Linked DNA regions of Homo sapiens: regions 1 and 3 are each linked to region 2. A link is a contact called in ENCODE Hi-C or POLR2A ChIA-PET data. All regions are on one chromosome and are shown on one strand. Each heading gives the region's core, a stretch centred on a gene start or an enhancer-like site at or near the end of the contact. The rest is flanking DNA. Distances are from core to core; before and after follow the strand shown.

Region 1 (2,783 bases), core at 10-2,509, 1.4 Mb before region 2:
AAAGTGCCCCTGAAATCCGCCGCTGTCATCCCCGGGGGACGCGCGGGGCCGGGGGCGGCGGCGGTGGCGGTGCGCGGGGGGTGTGCGGCCGGGCCGGCGGCAGCCGCGGCACTGGTGGCGGCGTCCGCCGCGCCTCGGAGTCCCACTCGCTAAAATGGCTGATCCGCGCGCGGCCGGCGCGGGCGGCGGCGACAGCGGCGAACAAAGCGGCCCGGGCCCCGCCGCCGCCGCCCGCCCGTCGGCCCCCACCCCGCCCCGCCCCGCCCCGCCCGGGCCGCCCGGGGGCTCGGGGGCCCGGGCCGGACCTCCCCGCCCCCCGGCGCGGGGCGCACTCCTCGGGATAACAAAGGCGCCCGTGCAGCCATGACGCTCGGCCGCTCCAGGGCCCGCAGCGGCGCCCCCGGCCCTCCGAGCCGCCCGCCCCGGGCCGCGGGCGCCGGGGCCGAGGCCGGAGCCCGCCGGGCGCCCCGCCGACCGCTCCGCCCGCCTCCCCTGCCCTCGCCGGAGGCCAGCGCCGCGCCAGCCATGTTAGCGGCGGCGGCGGCGCCGGGCGGGCGGGAGGCGAGAGGGGGGCGGCCGGCCCGCGCCCCCCCGGGCCACCGGGCGCTCCGCGACGGCCATGTTAACGCAGAGCCAGCGGCGTAGCCTGCGGGCCCGCGCGGCGCCGGGCCAAGCCCGGGAGCGAAGTTTGCCCGTGCGGCGGCCCCCGGCGGGCACCAGCCGCGCAGCCCCCGGCGGGCACCGGCCGCCCGTTCCCCAGCGGAGTCCGTCGCGGGCCGGGGAACTCCCGGCCCCCTTCCCGCTGCCGCCGCCCAGCGCCCACAGCCCGCAGCCGCCCCTCTGCTCGCCCAGCCGCCGCAGCCGCAGCTGCCCAAACATCTGGCCTCGGGGGCCCTGGGTTCCCGGCTGCGGCCCCTGGGGCCGCCACGGGCGGGCGTCCGCCGAGGGGGCCGACCCCCGAAAGCGGGGAGCTCGGGGAACGCGTTGGAAAAGTTGAAACACCTGAATTGCTTCTTCCTTCCCGGCCGCCTAGCAGGAGGGAAGGCGGAGGGGGCGGGAAGGGAATGGGGAGTAGAGGCAGGGGGAGGCGGCGGCAGGGCGCGCTCACGGCGGCGCGGGCCGGAAAGTTGTGCGGGCGCTGCGGCGGCGGCGGCGGCGGCGGCGGCGGCGGCGGCGGCGGCGGCGGCGGCGGCGGGAGCGGGCGGTGCGAGACGTACCTGTATTGTTCGCTAGTCTGGGCAGCGCAGGGCACGACGCGCGGCTCAGCGCTCCCCAGCCTCGCGCTAGCTGCCTCCACGAGAGCCGCCTGATTGGCCAGCGGGCTCTGCCGTTTAAAACAGCCTCCTCGCCTGGCCATTGGCTGCGGGCCTCATGCATATTAAGCAGGCGTGGACGCCCATTGGGCGCGGCTGCTGGGATCATTCATTCAAACAGAACGACCCGCCGGCGCCGGCTACGGAGGCCAAACAGGGAAAGACCTAGTCTCGCCTGCCCGCCCCGCCCACCTCGCCAGCCCCCTCGGGGAACAGAACTGGGATCGCCAAGGGCTTTGAAGAGGTGGCCCTGCGATTCCCGGAGGCCTCGGCCTCTGGCGTGGGAAGATGAAGTCCAGCCCCGCTGCGCTGCCCTCTGCTCCCACCGCACCGCGGCCTTGGCGCCCCTGGCCTGCAGTCAGCTCCCCTGCCCGGGGAAACACCCCTGGGCCCACCACGAAGGGCCGATGGTAGACCACCTCTACCCGGTTCGGCCGCGGCGCCGCGACAGAAACGCGGCGGCAGCTCGCTCCTCGATGCCTGGCGGAGGGCAGCTGCTTGCTCGCCAAGACCTCGGGATTTAGTCCTCGGATCTCGCTGCCTATCCGAAAGCCACCTGATTCCGCTTCTGCGGATCGTGCTCAACTAGGCTCTTTCCACTAAATGCCAGAAGGTCTTTATTTGCGCCCGAAATTGCGGAACCGACGGGCTAAAAGAGGAAAACAAAATTTGGCAAGAGCAGAGAATTTGTGAGAAATTGTAGTTTTGTGGGCAAAGAATAACACTTTTCTTCTTACCCTCTTCACTGTCTCGGTTCAAGGCCCTCATTCCCTCTGCTCTCCTGACACACCCTAGAGCAAAGAATTAAAGCTTCGGGAATGAATGAGTGAATGAATGAATGAATGGGATTTGACTTGATCTCCACTTTGCCATTGGCTGGTGGTATGGCCTTGAGCTAGTCACTTCTTTGGGGATTCAGGCAATGTTTTTCAAAGTATAGGAGCCGCAGTGTCACTTCTGTAAGGGATGTTCTGAAATTCGTGGGGCCGGTGCCTGGATGACTGGCAGGTGTTGCTGGAATTCAATAAGAGGAAGGAACGGCCGGGGATACTAAATATCCTACATTGCATAGGACAGTCCCACGCAAGGAAGAAATACTCCACTTCAAATGCAAGTATCAGCCCTATTTGGAAAGAAAGTATCTGAGGGCCCTTGCCTGGAAAGAATGAAAGGGTGAGAAAAAGAGCAGTTTAAAGATTGACAGTTGGAGAAAATAATGCAAAGGAAGAGATGTCATGAGTTTGGTTTTTCTTTTCTTTGAAAGGCCAAGAGATCCAGCTATTTATGAGTCCTATATTCAGAAATAAGCCCCACCAGAACATGAATTTTCCAAATGCTGCTTCCAGAAACCGTGGCTGAGTTTGAGGTGTGCAAAGGATCTGGCTTCACAGGGCACCTGCTTCTTCACCCCTACGCCCCCTCTTACCAACTCCTCTGAGCCTCCCAGCCAAGCCTGAGCCCCTGAAGCTG
Region 2 (3,148 bases), core at 579-3,078:
AGACTTCCATCCTCCAGAACTGCGAGACAATGATTGTCTGTTCTTTAAGCCAGCCCTTTTATGGTCCTTTGTTTCAGCCATCTTGGCAAACTGCTGTTCCCAACACATCTGCACAGGCTAGGGCACGAGTTTGCCATTTGACAGCACATCAAGCCCATTCTTTCCACCTGACAATCTTCATCTACCTTGTTTTTCACTGCCTGGGTGATATCCCATTGTTGGTCGTCTCATAATTTGCCTGACCATTCCTCCACTGATGGAGAGTTACAAGTTGCTTCCCACTTTTGCCACTAGAAATGACATTACCTCTAACACTCGCTGTGTGAAGACATGCTGAAGGAAATGCCTCGGCCGCCTGGCACGCCCATCTAAGATGCTGATATCTGCCAGCAAATGACTTTCCACAAAGACTCACCCGTGTACCCTCCACCAACCCATCCATGGTGCCATTTCCTCACACACTTGTGGCCCCTGAGCATGATTATTCTTCTGATGAGTGACCAAAGATAACCAGGTTCCTTGGTTCTGGATTACTTCTGATGGAGGCTGAATGTCCCCCACAGGGCCTGGCCACTTCCATCGGGATAAATGGCTACAGTGAATGTTTGCCTCTTTTCTGCCGCCCAGTTTCTTAGCCAACCCTTTTCTCGTCATCACCACAAAATCACAACAGACGCCAACTGTGTGTATGTGGAATCCCTAGTAGGAACTGATGTAACTGAAAAGGCAAGAAGGGGGTTGAGTCCCCTCCTACCTGGTGCTGCAGAGAGTACCTGCTTTACGGCCAGAGGAGGAAACACTCTTCCACTTAGCTTCTTTACCTGCACAACAAGGAAGATAAAGAGGAAAGGTCATTAAGTGCAAGACAGCAAAGCTGGTTAATGGCCCTAAGAAGGTCATGTACTTAGCAGGCATTGGAAACCAAGAAGAGCTGGGAGGCCTGGTCTTATCAGTAACACACATGTGCACATCACAGTTTGGTTCTGCTAATCACAGCAGTGGGACCCTCCGCACCTGTCTGGGTCAAGGACCACAGGGTGCACCAGCCCGCAGGGCAGAAAATCATTTCACCATGTTGAGCAGCATTCTTGCAGCCAAGCATGCTCCATTCGAAGGGAGAAAAATGACACTTCCCCTCCCATTGTCACGGGGCGAGTGTTTGGGACTCTAAATCCCATTGTCCTCAGCTTAATTCTGGGTAGGTCACGCTGAGCACGGCGCCACAGGCCACAGAGCTGTGCACCGCCCGGCCTCAGGTCCAGGCGAGCTCACAGCAGAAGGGCCAACGGGAGGCAGGGAAGACCGGACTGAGGTGGGGCCGCTGTGTGTGGAGCAGTACACGGGCTTTCTACTCGCAGACGCACGTCGCGGGTACACGCGCTTAGAAGGAGCGGAGCCGAGACCCTGCCGACAGCAGGGGACAGGAAAAGGCGCCTCGGTCGCGCCCCGCACGAGTTCCCAGCCCCACATCCAGGGAAACCCCAGCCCTCAGGTACCGTCCGCAAGAAGGCTGAGCACACAGGCTCCCGCAGCATGGGCCCTGGCACCTGTCAGCCCCGGCAGGTCTCACGGCCTCCGGAACCATGGACCCTGCGAGTCGTGGGTGTCTAGGGCCGACTCCGGCTTTTCGCCACAGGAATGAACAGTCCTCTGCTTCCCCGAGACCCAGCGAGGCCACCGGAGCCAGGACGATGGGCTCCCAAGCAAGGAGACGTGGGCCGCTGTGAGAAGAGGGAGCGCCTGGCTAGTGTCCAGGCTGCAAGGTCGTTGCCGCTAACTCCGGGAAACCAGTGGCCAGTGACAGGTGTTAGCGGTCTATAACTCTTCCGCTTTCATACAGCTCCCGTCATCCCTTTCACGAAGAACGTACGTGGGCGCGCAATCACGCATGTATGCACACCACGCACGTACGCGGGAGGCACGTACTCAGCCATGCATATAGACAGCAAACATTATGAATCTCGCATTCTCGAAGACACGCACTGACGACATCACGCACGTACGCACGCCCTGGCTGCTAGGAGACGCTATTCTCTTTACCTGGCCCTGATGCGCGCCAGCCAACCAGGCCAAGGCCAGGGGACCTCGAGACCGGCAGCCTCGACGAAGAACCGGAAGGAGGAAAAGGAACGGGAGGGAGGAAGAGTAAGTGGAAGGGTGGGACGAGGACACCAGGCAGGAGTTTTGGGCCCAGAGCTGCTATACCAGCAGGGAGGAGCTGGGAGAAACCGCTGGGGAGGGGGTGGAGGCGGGGCTGAGAGGAGGAGGGCGGAGCTGGGGGAGGGGCCGAGCGGGACTGACAGAAACAATTGGGGGCTGGGTTGAGGGCGGGGCTGAGATAAGAGGCGGGGTGTGGGGCAGGGCCGGGCGGGGCTGAGAGAAACCATTGTGGGCAGGGCCGTGGGAGAGCTGAGCGAGGAGAAGCTGCAGGAAGAGCTCGCGGACTCTTGAGAATCAGCAGGGGGAGGCAGGTGTCCGCTGAGAGAAGGAGGGAGGGGGAGAAAGAAATCACTGGGAGGGGCTGGGGGCGGGGTTTTTAAAGCAGCTGCGTGAGAAGTAGGGCGGGGCTGGGAGAGGCGGGGCTCTGGGGGGGCTGAGAATGCTGGGGAAGGTTTGGGGGCGGGGCTTTGGAGGCAGCCACAGGAGAAGCAGGTCGGGGCTGCGGGCGGGGCTCGGGGTGGGGCGGGGCTGAGAGAAACTGCTGGGGAGGGGGCCGAGGGCGGGGCTTTGGGAGCAGCCGCGGGAGAAGCGGGGCGGGGCAGGGAGGGGAGGGGCGGGGCAGGGAGGGGCGGGGCTGAGAGAAACTGCTGGCTGAGGTCGGGGCTTTGGAAGCAGCCCCGCGAAGAGCAGGGCGGGGCAATGGGAGAACTGAGCGAGGAGCAGCTGCGGGAGGACCCCTCGGACTCCTGAGAACCAGCTTAGGGGAGCGGGGGCTTGGGGAGGTGTAGGGTGGAATCACGAGAAAGCTCTGTGGGAGGGCCTGGTGCACAGCTCAGCTGCAGCGTGGAGCTGAGGGAAAGCCGGGCGTTCCTGGAGGAGGAGCAGGGCGGGGCTGTGGCAAAGAGGTGTGGGAGCAGATGGGGCGGGGCTGCGGGAAATTGCTGGAGAAGGGGGAGCCAAGCTGGAGTAAGGCTGGCGGGTGAGAATG
Region 3 (3,108 bases), core at 336-2,835, 1.0 Mb before region 2:
ATAAGGCAGGGACCTCAGCAGTGGGGCTCTTTGCTGTCTTCCCAGTGCCCACCGTTGGCATTCTTGTGTTTGATGAATGAATGAAACCATCGACAACTTAATAAATGTAGTTAGAACTTTAAGTTAAAGAGACCAATCATTTACTAACTACACTAGAATCTACAAGCCCCCCGTGAATGTTATCCACCCTCAAGCACCCGGGAGGGTACTATACACTGGTGCTGCAGGCAGCACCACTGGTTCAAATCTCCCCCATGGTGTGGAATCTCTGAAAAGTAGATTTGATTTTGTGAAGCAGCCAAAAGCCATTCAGAATCAAATCTGGTGAATACATGATCGTGCCCAATATATATGTTGGATGAAGGCAAACGTGTCTGCAAAGTAACAGGCCTGATTGTCTTATTTGGTTGGTAAACCGATTTTGAAGGAAATTCAAAATGGTTTGCAGTCTAGCAAAATTGCTGGCTCAGTCTCAAGACTCTAAGGTGCTTATTTCACAAGGAATAATACTGAGCTGTGGTAAAAAGAATCCAGACTAGACAGACACCAAGATACCCCCAAAGAGCTGGCTTGTGATATTAGCTTTGCCATTAAGTTGCCCTGAAGCCCGGGACATATTAGTTACCCTCTCTGGGCCTCAGTTCCCCCATCCAGGAAACAAATGAACAATGTAAACTTCAGGATGCCAGTCAATTCTAAAATGCTATAATTTTATTCTTGTGAAGATCTGGTGTATCTGTTTCAAAACCAGTCGCAACCCACTTCGCCTCAAACGATGCGTGCGTCTATAAAGCTCTAATATAATTTTTGCAGCAGATTCACTTCTTACTTGCTTAGGCAAATACTAAAATTAGTTTTCACTTCCTGAGCGCAGCAAAAGACAGTTAAGGGAGGCAACCCGGCCACGGGCGCTTGCTCGTGCCTGTACATACTTCCGACTGCGTATCAGGGAACTAACCGTTCCCTCTAAGATCTTCCCTCAACTGTTGCAAAAGCAGATAAACCTCTCGTGTATGACACAGAAACACTGGCCGAGAGCGGCCATCGAGGCTTCGCGGCCAGTGCCGGGCTGCGGCCGCTCCGCAGGGCCCACCGGGGATGCGACGGACGCCCGCTCCGTGCGGAGGGCCAAGGCGAGGACCAGCCGCGGAGCGTCGCCGGGGAGGCAGGGCGGACGCCCGGCCCACTCACCGCCCCGGGACGGGGAAGCAAAGTCCAGGCAGTGGCTGAGACGTCCGCCCCCAGCTCCACGGCCAGCCAACCCCTACCCCCGTCCCGACCTTCGCCCGCCGCCGGCCGGCCACCTTGGGCGGGGAGAACGGGAGGAAGCCGGAGGTACCTGCCTGCTGCTCCCTGGCCTCAGCCCTGCCCCGCGGGGACAGCGACGGCGCTTGGACGAAACCCCCACCCAACCCTGACGGTGCGGCAAGGCCCCGCGCGACCCGCTGGCCCAAGGAGTCCCAACTTCCTCCTCCCGATCCCCTCACCACGGGTCCCCGCAGTGCCCGGCTCCGAGCCAGGCCAGCCGTGAGCGCGCACCCACCTCGGGCTCCGGGCGCCACCGCCGTTGCCAGGCTGCTCGGCTGCCGGGCCCTGCTCCGCCCCCTCTGGGGTCCGCCCCCCACGGCCTGCCCGCCCCCGGCCACCGCCCGCTGCCCGCCTCCCCGTGCCGGTTGGCGGGACTGCATCACGTGACGGGGCAGGGGGCAGGAAGAGTGCGCCGGGTCGACCTGGGGAGCAGCTCCGAAGGGCGGGGCTCTTCGCCCGAGAGGCTGCTGGGAAGCCCATTTTGAAGGGTCCGACGCATGGAGGCAGCTGGGAATTGTAGTTCGCAATATGGTGCTGGGGATGGGCGGGGCCAAGATGCCAGGGGCCATCCCTGTAAGGGAAGTTGGACTGGGCGCCGGGCGGAGGCGGCTGGGAAGCGTAGTCCCGGGACCCTTGTCTGGGTCTCCCCATTTTTCTTCAGTAAAGGGGAAATCCAGAGGGAAAACTTCTCTATACAAGACTTTAGCGGATGCCACTAAATTGAGCTATTATTGGGTACACAGGGTTGGCTGCGTAAAGTTGAGATAGTATAAGGGAAAAAGAAATTTCACTGACTCTGGGGCAGGATCTGCAATTCACAAACTCAACTAACAGCTGGGGTGTCCCTCAGCTGTGCCAGCACCTTTCCAAGAACGCAATTGAGACTTAGTGAACGGAAACATTTCAGTCCAAAATTCCTTCTACTTGTTGAGGTTTGGGTCAGACAACTATTGATACAGTAAAAAGAAAGGGACAGGAAAAAGAGAAGAAAGGCAAACTTCAAGAAGAGAATTCATTGTGTAATCAAATAAAACAAACAATCTGGGCCGGGCGCGGTGGCTCACGCCTGTAATCCTAGCACTTTGGGAGGCCAACGCAGGCGGATCACCTGAGGTCAGGAGTTCGAGACCAGCCTGGACGACATGGTGAAACCTCGTCTCTACTAAAAATACAAAAATTATCCAGGCGTGGTGGCAGGTGTCTGTAATACCAGCTGCTCGGGAAGCTGAGGCAAGAGAATCGCTTGAACCCGGGAGGGAGAGGTTGCAGTGAGCTGAGATGGCACCACTGCACTCCAGCCTGTGTGACAAAGCGAGACTGCGTGTCAAAAAAATTAAAAAAAGAAAAGACAACCTGGCACATAGAAAAATGAGCATAATATTCTTTGTACTGCATAATACTTATACGCGAGCAGTTCGAGTAAATAGGATGACTTTATCATGACCTGTTTTTTTTCTCTTGTATGTGTTAGTTCTCCAGCATCTAAAAACAGCATTTTACCTGATACCAGTGTATATGTGTACGTGTGTTTCTACATAGTCACACACATATACACATATATTCATATATCATTTATATATGCATATATATATGCTTTATTGAAGAGTCTAGACTTCTTAGAAGAGTAACAAAGCCATCCAGAATCCAACCCAACCCACTCTTTAGCCACTTCTCCCAGTGTGCCTCTTTTTGCTCTTCACCCCAAGCTCTGGCCTAGTTCCAGGGAACTTGATGCACTGGGTTTTTTCTTTCCTCCAGCCCTTTCCACTTGGTCCTCTCTCCTGGATTTGCCAAACTCCT

The links. Hi-C counts contacts between places; a loop is a spot of excess contacts on that map. ChIA-PET counts read pairs that join two places held with the same protein, here RNA polymerase II (POLR2A). Pooled maps may share reads with other maps.
Region 1: a pooled map shows a loop between it and region 2 (14-fold over the local background). The contact joins the promoter of HMGB3 here to the promoter of EOLA1 in region 2. A Hi-C loop is called at or near these places in 1 of 37 single-sample maps with no recorded cell type and 4 of 50 pooled maps. POLR2A ChIA-PET finds 5 or more read pairs at or near these places in 1 of 52 experiments (PC-9).
Region 3: a map of PC-9 shows a loop between it and region 2 (12-fold over the local background). The contact joins the promoter of MTM1 here to the promoter of EOLA1 in region 2. A Hi-C loop is called at or near these places in 5 of 168 maps with a recorded cell type or tissue (CD4-positive, alpha-beta T cell, GM12878, PC-9 and 1 more), 4 of 37 single-sample maps with no recorded cell type and 13 of 50 pooled maps. POLR2A ChIA-PET finds 5 or more read pairs at or near these places in 1 of 52 experiments (activated B cell).

Annotation. Positions count from the first base shown.
Region 1 is chrX:150,981,811-150,984,593 of GRCh38, reverse strand. It overlaps HMGB3 (high mobility group box 3), which reads right to left and starts at 1,259. Exons shown (of 5, transcript NM_005342.4): 1 at 1,218-1,259. RefSeq lists a silencer at 1,229-1,428 and an enhancer at 1,550-2,245.
Region 2 is chrX:149,539,692-149,542,839 of GRCh38, reverse strand. EOLA1 (endothelium and lymphocyte associated ASCH domain 1) reads right to left here and starts at 1,828. Exons shown (of 5, transcript NM_001171907.3): 1 at 1,497-1,828; 2 at 755-821. EOLA1-DT (EOLA1 divergent transcript) reads left to right here and starts at 3,088. Exons shown (of 10, transcript NR_027455.5): 1 at 3,088-3,139. RefSeq lists an enhancer at 1,278-1,487 and silencers at 2,235-2,425, 2,458-2,527, 2,538-2,847.
Region 3 is chrX:150,567,098-150,570,205 of GRCh38, reverse strand. It overlaps MTM1 (myotubularin 1), which reads right to left and starts at 1,585. Exons shown (of 15, transcript NM_000252.3): 1 at 1,544-1,585. RefSeq lists a silencer at 1,104-1,783 and an enhancer at 3,068-3,108.